Regions from separate parts of the Mus musculus genome. Here region 2 is linked to region 1. A link is a loop called in an ENCODE intact Hi-C map of the cell type or tissue named here. Cell type or tissue: gastrocnemius. All regions are shown on one strand.

Region 1 (5,000 bases):
TTCCTGGTCCACCTCTGAAGGGGTAACACACCCCCAGGGAGAGGTGTCTTTCCTGTGCTCAACAAAAGGTGACTCCTCATCTCAGAAGACAAGGACACAGAGGGACCCCAAAGGCCCTCCTAAGCTTGCTGTAGTGCAGGACAAGTCTGTCAGCCACTCTATGCCTGATCAGACCTAGTGTAAGAGCCCTCAAGTGAGCAGACATGGTGGCATGTGTCTGTAATCCCAGCACGTGTGAGGCTGAGGCAGGAGGATCTGGGGTTAGAGATGAGCCTGGGCTACATAGTAAGACTCTATTAGTTATTTTTCTGTTGCTGTGACAAAGTACTGTGACCAAAGGCAACTCAAGGAAGAGTTCAATTTGGCTTATGGTTTCTGGGAGAGAAGAGTCGGCCATGGAGGGGCAGAGGCACGTCAGCAAGTGGCAGGCATGTGAGCGGGAGCAGGAAGCTGAGATCACACAGGGTGACAGTAGCTCAAAGGCTGTAACTCAGAGCCCTCCCGCAGTGACTTACTTCCTCTAGCAGGACTGTACCTTCCAAAAAATGCCACTAAACTGGCGACTAAACACTCAAAAGCTGAGTCTATGGGAGATATTTCTCATTCAAACCACTAGACTCAGTCTCAAAAACTGATGCAAAGAAGCAAAAGCCCTTTTGTGTGTCTCCTGACACAGTGTGAGGTAGGTAACGATGAGTCTGAGGTGATCAGTGCCTGGCTTGGGCTTTTCTCTCCACTACAGAATTCTGCCTCCTCCAAGGGAAACATGGTGGCTTCGAGCATGAGAGGAAACTAGACTCTGTCTACTTGGACCCCCTGGCCTACAGAGAGTTCGCCTTTCTGGACATGCTGGATGGGGGTCAAGGGATCTCTTCGCAGGACGGGCCCCTACGAGTTGTAAAACAAGGTATTGCCTGTGGTTACGGCCAGATGGAGAAGTGGACTCTCTCCCAAGGGGTGATCCCCTGGGGCCTTCAGGATCCCCTTGGATCTTTGGGTGGGCCCAGTCTTGGGTGTTGTGTTTTAGAGAATCGAGATCCTAGGACTCAAGGTGGGAGGCCAAGGAGTGCAGTGGTCAGGGGCCTGACAGTTTTCTTTCCCCGTTTGGGACCTGTGGTCTGAGAATGGTCAGCAATGAGCAGAGCTAGAGCCCCCAGGATCTGTTATCAGCCTTGATACATTCCAGGCTTCACGGCATGGCAGGCTGCTGTTTGTAACAGCCATTGAGGCTTCCCACCCACATGGCTGGCGGAGGGCTGTAGCTCTGAACTATTGAGCAAACTCAATAGCAGTTTGCTTTGCTCCTCATAGCTTGTTACTTTAGGGTTTTTGTTTTGTTTTGTTTTGTTTTGTTTTGTTTTGCTGGGTTCAGGAGAGTGTGTGTGTGGGGGGAGCTGGGCTAGAAAAGGGGAGGAGCTTAGGAGAAACCAGGGCTGGCTCAAATTATGCTCTACCATGTAAAGCAATTCCTCCCTGGAATTCAGCAACTCTCTAACCAGAGGATGCTGCTCCTGGCACAGTGTTAGAGGAAAGGGTGATGGAGACCCAGGGTTAGGGTAGCTTTTCCCTGGGATAAGAGTTAACTAAACTTGGGGCCTCTACTTGCAGTTGTGCTGCAGAAATGTGAGGCCACAGCTCCTTTTCTCACTGCACCAAGCTGAGTCAGCCACCCTCATTGGCCAGAGTTCCCTGGGCAGCTGAGGATGGTGGTCAGGTATAGCAGCAGGAGTGCGCTTGTGTTTGAGCCCTCAGATTCTAGGATAACCAGGATGGCTTCTCTCTTCAGGCAAGGACTGATAAAGATGGAATTGTATTCCACAGGAGATTTTGAAGATGTGGCTCAGAAGTTCTAGAAGTATCTAGCCTGTAGGGTGTTCAGCAATTATTTCCTAGACCTCCATCAGCAAGGCTGTGTAGCATCAGTGCGCAGCCCTCAGTAGGAAAGCACCATCCCAGTCCTTCTTTTCTGGCTTAATTTACTAGGAGCTTTTGACTGTCCTCAGGAAAGAGGATTGCAGGGGACAGGCTCCTGCAGAGGATGCGAGTGGCATAGCAAAGTGCACCCTGAGCTCATCTTGAATAGGAGTGAAAGGCACAGGGAGGGAAGTGGAAGCCATGCTTGCCATGAATGCAGAGTGCTGGCCCTTTGAACATGCATTGAAAACAAAAGCATGCCAGGTTGTAGTGCATGTCTGGACACGGCTGGGAAGGATGTGTTTGGAGACCAGTATGGCTTAGGCTTAGTGATTCTGCCTTGAGAATTCACTGTTATAGATAGAACCCAAGTGGCTTCCAGGTTAAGTCTAGCACTGCACAGGTAGAAAAGAAGGTGAGGTCTGGGATGTCAAAGTGGACTTCCCTGTCCCCCTTTCCTTTCCTGTAGTTTCCCTGGTTGTTGAATGTCACTCGGGGTGCCCTGAATGTCCAAGACTCATAGCCAGTTCTGAACATGGAGTCCTTTGGAAGGAACTGGTGACTGAGAGGCAGGGTGTGTGCATGGCCTGATTGCATCTGCTCTGCTTTCAGCAACCCTGCACCTAGAGAGGAGTTTCCATCCCTTTGCGGTGTTACCTGCCCAGCAGCAGAGGGCGCTGTTCTGTGTCCTGCAGAAAATCCTGTTTGATGAAGAACTCCTTCGGGCCCTGGAGCAAGTGGTAGGTGGGTAGGCGGGGGTTATGGATTTGGGTTTGTACCTGGTTGCTCCGAAAATATGCACAGGCTAGACCCCTCAGGACAGGTTTTGGGGTAGTTTGAAATTAAGTTTCACCACTTCCCTTTAGCCCTAAAACTTGAAGCTGCCATCAAGCGGGAAGGGATGAGTGACTTTCTTAGAGCTATAAAGATGACCACAGGCTTGGTGCTTAATATCAGAAATTAATCTCTTACATATCTGGAGGGCAGAATTCAGAGTTGCCAGTGGCAGTAGGGATATACCCCTCTGAAAGCTCTAGAGAACCCTTGTTGCCTGCAGTTTCTGGTGGCTCTTGGCATTCTGTGGCTGGTGGCTTATCTCGGTCATGTCTTCCCTAGCCTGTTGGGTCTTCTCTAGACACAGAACTCATTACTGATCACCATTACTGGATATAGACTTCTCTTACTTGAGACTCTCACCTTAATTACACCTGCAAAGACTCATTGCACATAAGGCTTCATTCTGAGACTGCAGGTGGGCATGGATTCAGCTCACAGTGAAGGGGCTGTGTGGCAGAGCCTGTCAACCTGTCCCATTTAGAACACAGACAAGGAGGTGTTTATTGATTTGTTTTACAACAGCCAGATTTTGAGGGACATGCCAGCTGCTCACCCTCCATCAGCTCAGATTTTTTTTGTAGTTAATGAGGCTGAGACTTTGACAATTTTCTTTTCATTGTGACTTTGTTTTTAGTTTTCCTTCTTTCCATACTGCTCAAATGCTTTAGGTGTCCAGAAAAAACACTCACATCATCTTCCCACTTGAAATGAAATTGCGAGAGCCTAGCAACCAGGGACAGGATTACAGTTGTCCAGAGGTTCTAGTTTGCCTTCTGGAGGATGCAGGGCTTGACCCAAGAAAGAACGCAGATGTTTCTGAATTCCATGACTTTTACTTCCTAAAATGGCCCCTTCCTAGAGGGAAATGTCAGGTTAGTCCCTTATGGAGAGAGTAGTATCTGCCTGCTGATGAGTGTCCGAGAAAACACCAGGTACCTAGGGCATGGAACTAGTGCAGGGGCTCAGAACTGGCTCATGGGCAGTGCCATCCCACCCCTGAGCAACCTTGTGATGGATAAAGCTGCCTAGGGGAGGCTGGGGATATACTAGGTTAAGCGTGCTGTTTTTAGAGTGCGAGAACCAGGAAGGGATGTTGCTTTTATGACCCCTTTGACAGTTTGATATGTAGCCAATTGTTCCTAGTATCTGGTAAAACTCAATATCCTGGCATAGTCTGGAAGGTTCTGTCTGCCTGACACTTCTTGCCTGACTCTTCCCCTTTCCATGTGGAAGGACAGTACTTGGGCATGGCTCATCTGTGTCCTTAGGAGGAATTTAGGCTCATAGATGGCATCAAAGTTTAGAAAAGGGCTCAGTGCTTGCTTTACCTGGAGAGCGTAATGCACATGGAGAGTGTTGGTAAGTGCCGGAGGGGCAGAGGCTCAGTTGGGTTGCACTTCACTGAGTTCTGGCTTCATCATATAGTCTTTCTTCTTCTCTTTCTACACTGTAGTGTGATGATGTGGCTGGTGGTCTCTGGTCCTCACAGGCTGTATTGGCAATGGAGGAGCTGACCGACAGTCAGCAGCAGGACCTCACAGCCTTCTTGCAGCTGGTGGGATACAGGATACAAGGAGAGCATCCTGGCCCACAGGATGAGGTCAGCAACCAGAAGCTCTTTGCAACAGCCTACTTCCTGGTCAGCGCACTAGCAGGTATGGAAACCACAAAGGGAGCTGGGCAATGTCTGCCAGGGCTGGGAAATAGTGTTGCTTTCGATCTGCTTCTGGACCGAGCAACAGTGATGACTGAGGACGGTTTGGGACAGTTCTCTCCGTTTTAGTCCAGGGGGTAAGATGTGGAAGGCTAAGAGAGTCCTGCCACACTCTGAGCCTCCACTTTAAGGGTGTGTCAGTCTTACTCTGGGAGGGTCACCTTCCAGTCCTCTCACTGGAAGTCACTTTCGAAACACAGCCAGTGATCCCCAGCAGGGTCCAGATGGTGCTGTGTGACGGGCACTTTCCTTTTGGCAGCTGTTTGTCCTGATCCTCTCCTCCGTCCTTGCACACTTGTGGCCCCCTTCATGGTCCTCTCAGGTTTCATATGCTGTGTGAGGCACTTGTCCAGGAGGAAGGCTGGGCTTCTGCATGGCTCTGAAATGGCTTCCAAGGGGGAGTGGATTTCAGTTACTGTCAAGAGGAGCCTGCCATGCAGAGAGCCTGGTGGTGCCCCATGTGAAGCAGCTGTAGCTACATTTCATCTCTGTAGACCTAGCTTCCCTCTACCACAAGCTACTAGGCACTGGGTTC
Region 2 (5,000 bases), 110 kb after region 1:
GGTTTTTGCAGAGTAAAAGAGAAGGCCAGTTTCTTTAGCTTCATGAGTGAAGCCAGAAAGTAGTTAGTGTTCAGATAAATACGTTGCATGTTAGTTCTTCAACCTCTATGTCGATTTGTTCATGTTTCTAGCCTTTCCTTAATTTCCAGCAGTCACCTTAATGTTTTTTAGAATTCAACTGCATCTAATTTTAGTACTTTGTATTTCTGTAACAATGCGAGAAAACTGGATAAGTTCCATCCTCTTTAAAACCATTGGCAGAACATCTTTGATCTGTGAATCTGATAGATGAAAATGGTACATAGTAGGATTTTTTGTTTTAGTTAGTTTTTAAAGCAGGGTCTCACTGTATAGTTTTAGTTGCCTTGGTTTCCTGAGTGCTAAATTTACAGACATGTGTTGCCACACCCAATATTCAGTTTTGGTTTATACTTGTATTATATATGAGCTTGAAAGTCTTAACATATGCATAAAATAATTTGGATTTCCTATTTTTAGATTCTATCCATGGCTTTTCCTACTTGGTGTTAAAATCTTTTGTTTGTTGGTTAGTAAATATCCTTTACATATTAAGGAAGTGTTTTTTTTTTCCTTTTCTTTTTTAAAAGATTTATTTTATGTATGTGAGTACACTATTTCTCTCTTCAGACACACCAGAAGAGAGCATCAGATCCAATTACAGATGGTTGTGAGCCACCATGTGGATTCTGGGAATTGAACTCAGGATCTCTGGAAGAGCAGTTGGTGCTCTTAACTGCTAAGCCATCTCTCCAGCCTAGAAGTCTTTTGTCTTCAGTAGAAATCCAAGTATTTCCACAGTTTCTTTATTATCATCATTTTTATTATTTCATAATATACTGATTCTTTCATATATATTTCATTCTTAAACAAACGTAAGCTCTTCTCATTAAGTGTAATTCTTTTGTATATCCCTAGTAGAATGCTTTTCAGATATATGGAACTGAAGATTAAATTAAAGGGTAAAGATAAAACTGCTTTTGGAATGACTGAGCATAGATCTTATCATGGGGTGTCTACTGGGAATGCACACGGTTACAATAAGTACAACCAAGTTCCGGTAGCGTAAGCCAGTCTGCCAAACTGAAGCAAAGGGCAACCAGTACTGACTGCTGTCTCTGGTCGTCTGAGCAGGGACTGTAACAATACAGAAGCTGCCGGTGGGCATATTTCTACTAAGAGGAACAGAAAGTGCTCCTATGTAGCCAGAGTAGAGCAACAACAGGAGCTGTAGGAGGAAGGGGAAGGAACCCACAACAGGGAGTCTAAAAGAAAAGGCGGAATATGACAAGCTGAGTGACATGCACAAGAAAGCAAAGAGTGGGGAAAAGTCTGAAAATAAGCTAAAAAGTGAAACAAAACAAAACCACAAAACAAACAAAACCTACTCACTGTATTGTCTTCTCCTTCAATTTTCATTCTACTTTAAATCTGTGATAACTTCAAAGGGGAGGCCTTTTGAAATTACCATCCCCAGGTATTTAAAACAATACTCAAGTATCAGTGGAAGCTAGCAACAAATGAACATTTTTAACTAAGCAGAATATGTCTCTTCTGGTATGTTACACTGAAAAACAAACAAACAAACAAACCAACAAGCGGGGCTGAGCATTCAAAGCGCTCACTTCTCTTCCAGGACTGAGGTGCAGTTCTCAGCACCCATATGCGGGACCTCACAACCACCTGTAAGCATGCTTTCATTGGCTCCAATGGCTTCTCCTAACCGCCATGGGCAACACGTGTATGTGGCACACAGGCATACACTCAGGCACACCCACACACATACAAAATACATCTTTTTTTTTTTTTTTTAAAGGAAAGGAAAGATGAATTTCAGGACAAAAGTAAAATTGTCTTAAAGTTTCTTTTAAAGAAAAAAAGAAGCAATTTAGAAGATAGGAACTACTCCAAATTGTTCATCATTATGTGGATGAATGTACCATGCAGAAAATTTGAGAAAGGTCTTTGAGTTATTCTATCATAATTAAGGGAGGCCATAAGTTACCTTCTCTCTGACTTGCTAAAATGCATTTTACTTTGTTTAAGTGAGCTCACATTCTGAAATGGCCAGAACAAGGTTAAATATTGTCAGAAAAGAAAATGTATAAATCTGACTTTATTATACTACAGAAGAATAATCAAACGGTCAAAGAGTATAGGTTTTTAACAGAAGACCACCTTTTCTCTGCACAAACATGAACACAGATTTAACTAAAAGAGGTGCTTTGCTATCTCTTCCTCTAAAAGTTTTTAAAAGGAGCCTAATCTGCTCTAAAAAGGTTTGGAGTTAGTATATTTCATACAAGAGTGATGATCTCCCCAGACCCTTCAACACAACTACCATCTGTGTACATCAAGCCTGCACTGCTCCTAAGATTAATGCCAGTAAAATCAGCTCTCTGGAAGCACTCATGAATCCAAGATTTCATGGTTAGTTAGCCCATGGAACTAGCAGTAGCCCAAAAAGTACACTGTTACTAAGTCTATGAGGAGAGGTATTTGGTGAGTGGAGTGGAGTGTGAGTTAGAGGAGAAGGCATCACACACACTGAGCTCCAGACTCGGTTCTCAATGCAGCCTCCTTAGCAGCCGCTCCAGCAGTTTGGCAAAGCGCCCAGGACGATTAGCAGCCAGAGCACGCAGAGCAGGGATCTGTTGAGATGAACTGCAAAGGCTCCCCCAAGTGGTCACAAATAAATGACAGCCACGTCTGGGCTAATCACTGCCCTGGCTTTGACTCCAACCAAAAATACTCTAGGTAAAGCTGGTGCCTATAATTAGACAAAAATGTAATCAAATACTAGTACCCCACACGAGAGTAGCGAGAGCATCATGATTTCAGATCCCATGTTTATGAACACAGCACTATTTTGGAAGGAAAAAAACTAACAGTAAAACAAAACTACAATAATTTTTCTCGATAGATTTTTCTGGGGATGACAGTTATCTCAAATAGATGAGTACTTTTCAAATCTGCTTGACCATCCCTAAATATCAGCATATCCTTTGTAACTACATTTACTTGAAGATCAGTTCTGATACAAATTTAGTTACATATCAAAAGAAATACATGGAAAATGAGAATTTATCAGCTTTACTACATACCCAACTTACAATTTACAAAAGTTCCCTTCTCACTAGTAATCCGCATTGACTGTACATGACATAAACAATACAATCAGGTCTTCCTACCTTTCTCTGTATTAATTTTATTAGTGTTTTAACTGTCTGACTAGCTTGAGCTCTGTATTGTTTGCAACTCACTCTCTCAGAAATGATTTGCGGATGTCACCCACTTCTGATAAAGCTCAGATGTCCAAAATGTGCAAAGCATTTAATTAAAACATCTGTTGTCTTCTGATAATCTTCCATTATTCAGAGGTAAAGCTCATATAGGTATGGTATATAGTCAAACAAGCAACACAATTTTAAAACATTATAAAACAGGTACCCAGGGTCTTGTGACTGTCTTTTTTGTTTTCAATCTCAAATTTAAAGGGAAAGGAGAGAAGCAGCCTGGGTAGCCTTCTGACACAATTTCAGCTTCAGGGGGAAAAAAAAAATGAGCTTAGGAAAAAAAGCAAATTGCTCCCTCAAATATTTTTTTTAAAAAAATTATAAAATCCAACAGTTTTCCTGAAGAGGAGAAAAAAGGATTGTCTTGTACAGAGCTATCAAACTTAACTCTAACAGCTTGATATTTTTACCTCAAAACTTTGTGTGTGTGTGTGTTTCAATATTCCAAGGTGGAAATGAGATTCACTGCAATAATTACAAGACACACACACACACACACACACACACACACACACCATAAGCCCGCGCTCCTACATAGCCTGTAGTCTCCATAGGACAAAATAGAGCAACTCAAAGTGTAACCATTTTTGCATTATGTAACCCTAATTTGGAATAAAAGAAACATGAGCCTTATAGAGCAATGTATGTATTTAAACAATAATTTAATAATTTAAATATATGAAAGCTTTAAGAAACAAATGACCTCAAAATGAAACAACCCCCAAAGTTATTTGTTTACAGAGCAATAAGGCCTCTAACCACAAAACTACAATCAGGCCTAGTAGTTTATCATAACTACACAGCCAAAGGCTGGTGCATTGTTTGACCAGTGTACCAAAATTTACCCTTAACCAAGGCTGAGATAGTTTTAGTACACATGAGACGTATGTAAGTTTCCAAAAAAGAAATAATGACCTGAAACACCACATGGGAAGAAATGGCTGCTAACTCATATTCCAAGTGAAGACCAATTTAACGCACCCCGAATGCTGTCAGCTATATGACAAGGAACCCCATTCAGGAGGGCTAAAGTAAAATTCCAAGAATTCCCAGAGGCGTAGGAAAAGAGTAAAAGCATGGCTAGCCTGACCTTAACCGGCTGCTTTTTGAGTAATGCGGAGAATTTTCTGAGCCTTGCCTACAGCCTTGAGTCTCTTCCTCACCCTTCTCCCCACCTACACAAATACTCACCCCAGAAAAGGGGAGCTTAATGAATGTTTTCTCGAGCTGCGATCCCAGGAACTGGTACCTTGAGAATAAACTCCCAATAAAGTGTTAAAAAAAAAAAAAAAGAGTCCCCCCAGCAAGAAAAATAACCAAAGACACCCCAACCAATCCACAAGCTGTCACCGCGCTGTCCGATCTTGCATCTACTCCCCTCCGGCCTGCCGTCCGGCCAAAATAGAAGTGGGGGAAGAGAAGGCAGGCACCTTTCTGCTTTCAGGCAAATGTGTCCAGCTCGGAGAGCACGCGCTGAGCGGCGACCGCCCCCGCAGAGGCGTGTGCTCGCCCACCGCCACTTTAGCCAAACAACTGGAACCTCGTGGCTCGGAAGTGGCAGCAGGAGTTGCAGCAAGCCTCCTCCCCGGGATCTCTGAGCCCCCAAAGGTGTCAGTCCCAGCGCCAGCCCGCTCGCTCGCCCGCCCGGGTCCACGCCGAGGCGCCCGCGCCGCAGAGGGAGGCGGC

The links. Peaks named below come from ENCODE experiments on the same cell type or tissue, not always from the same donor. Only the 100,000 strongest peaks of a DNase experiment are listed, where the experiment ranks them.
Region 2: it touches region 1 in a loop (11-fold over the local background); 5 of 42 quality-filtered maps call a loop at or near these places.

What each region holds. Positions count from the first base shown.
Region 1 is chr6:50,218,643-50,223,642 of GRCm38, reverse strand. Gsdme (gasdermin E) reads left to right here. Exons shown (of 10, transcript NM_018769.4): 6 at 743-907; 7 at 2,527-2,654; 8 at 4,205-4,406. Among named protein-coding and RNA genes, the nearest start is that of Gsdme, 41 kb to the left of the region's middle. In gastrocnemius, a CTCF peak has its summit at 2,587 (motif pointing right); DNase peaks (open chromatin) are centred at 2,604 and 4,728.
Region 2 is chr6:50,110,633-50,115,632 of GRCm38, reverse strand. All of the region lies in intron 1 of Mpp6 (membrane protein, palmitoylated 6 (MAGUK p55 subfamily member 6)), which reads right to left. Among named protein-coding and RNA genes, the nearest start is that of Mpp6, 2.9 kb to the right of the region's middle. In gastrocnemius, a CTCF peak has its summit at 2,696 (motif pointing left); a DNase peak (open chromatin) is centred at 2,642; H3K4me3 peaks cover 2,604 bases; H3K27ac peaks cover 2,664 bases.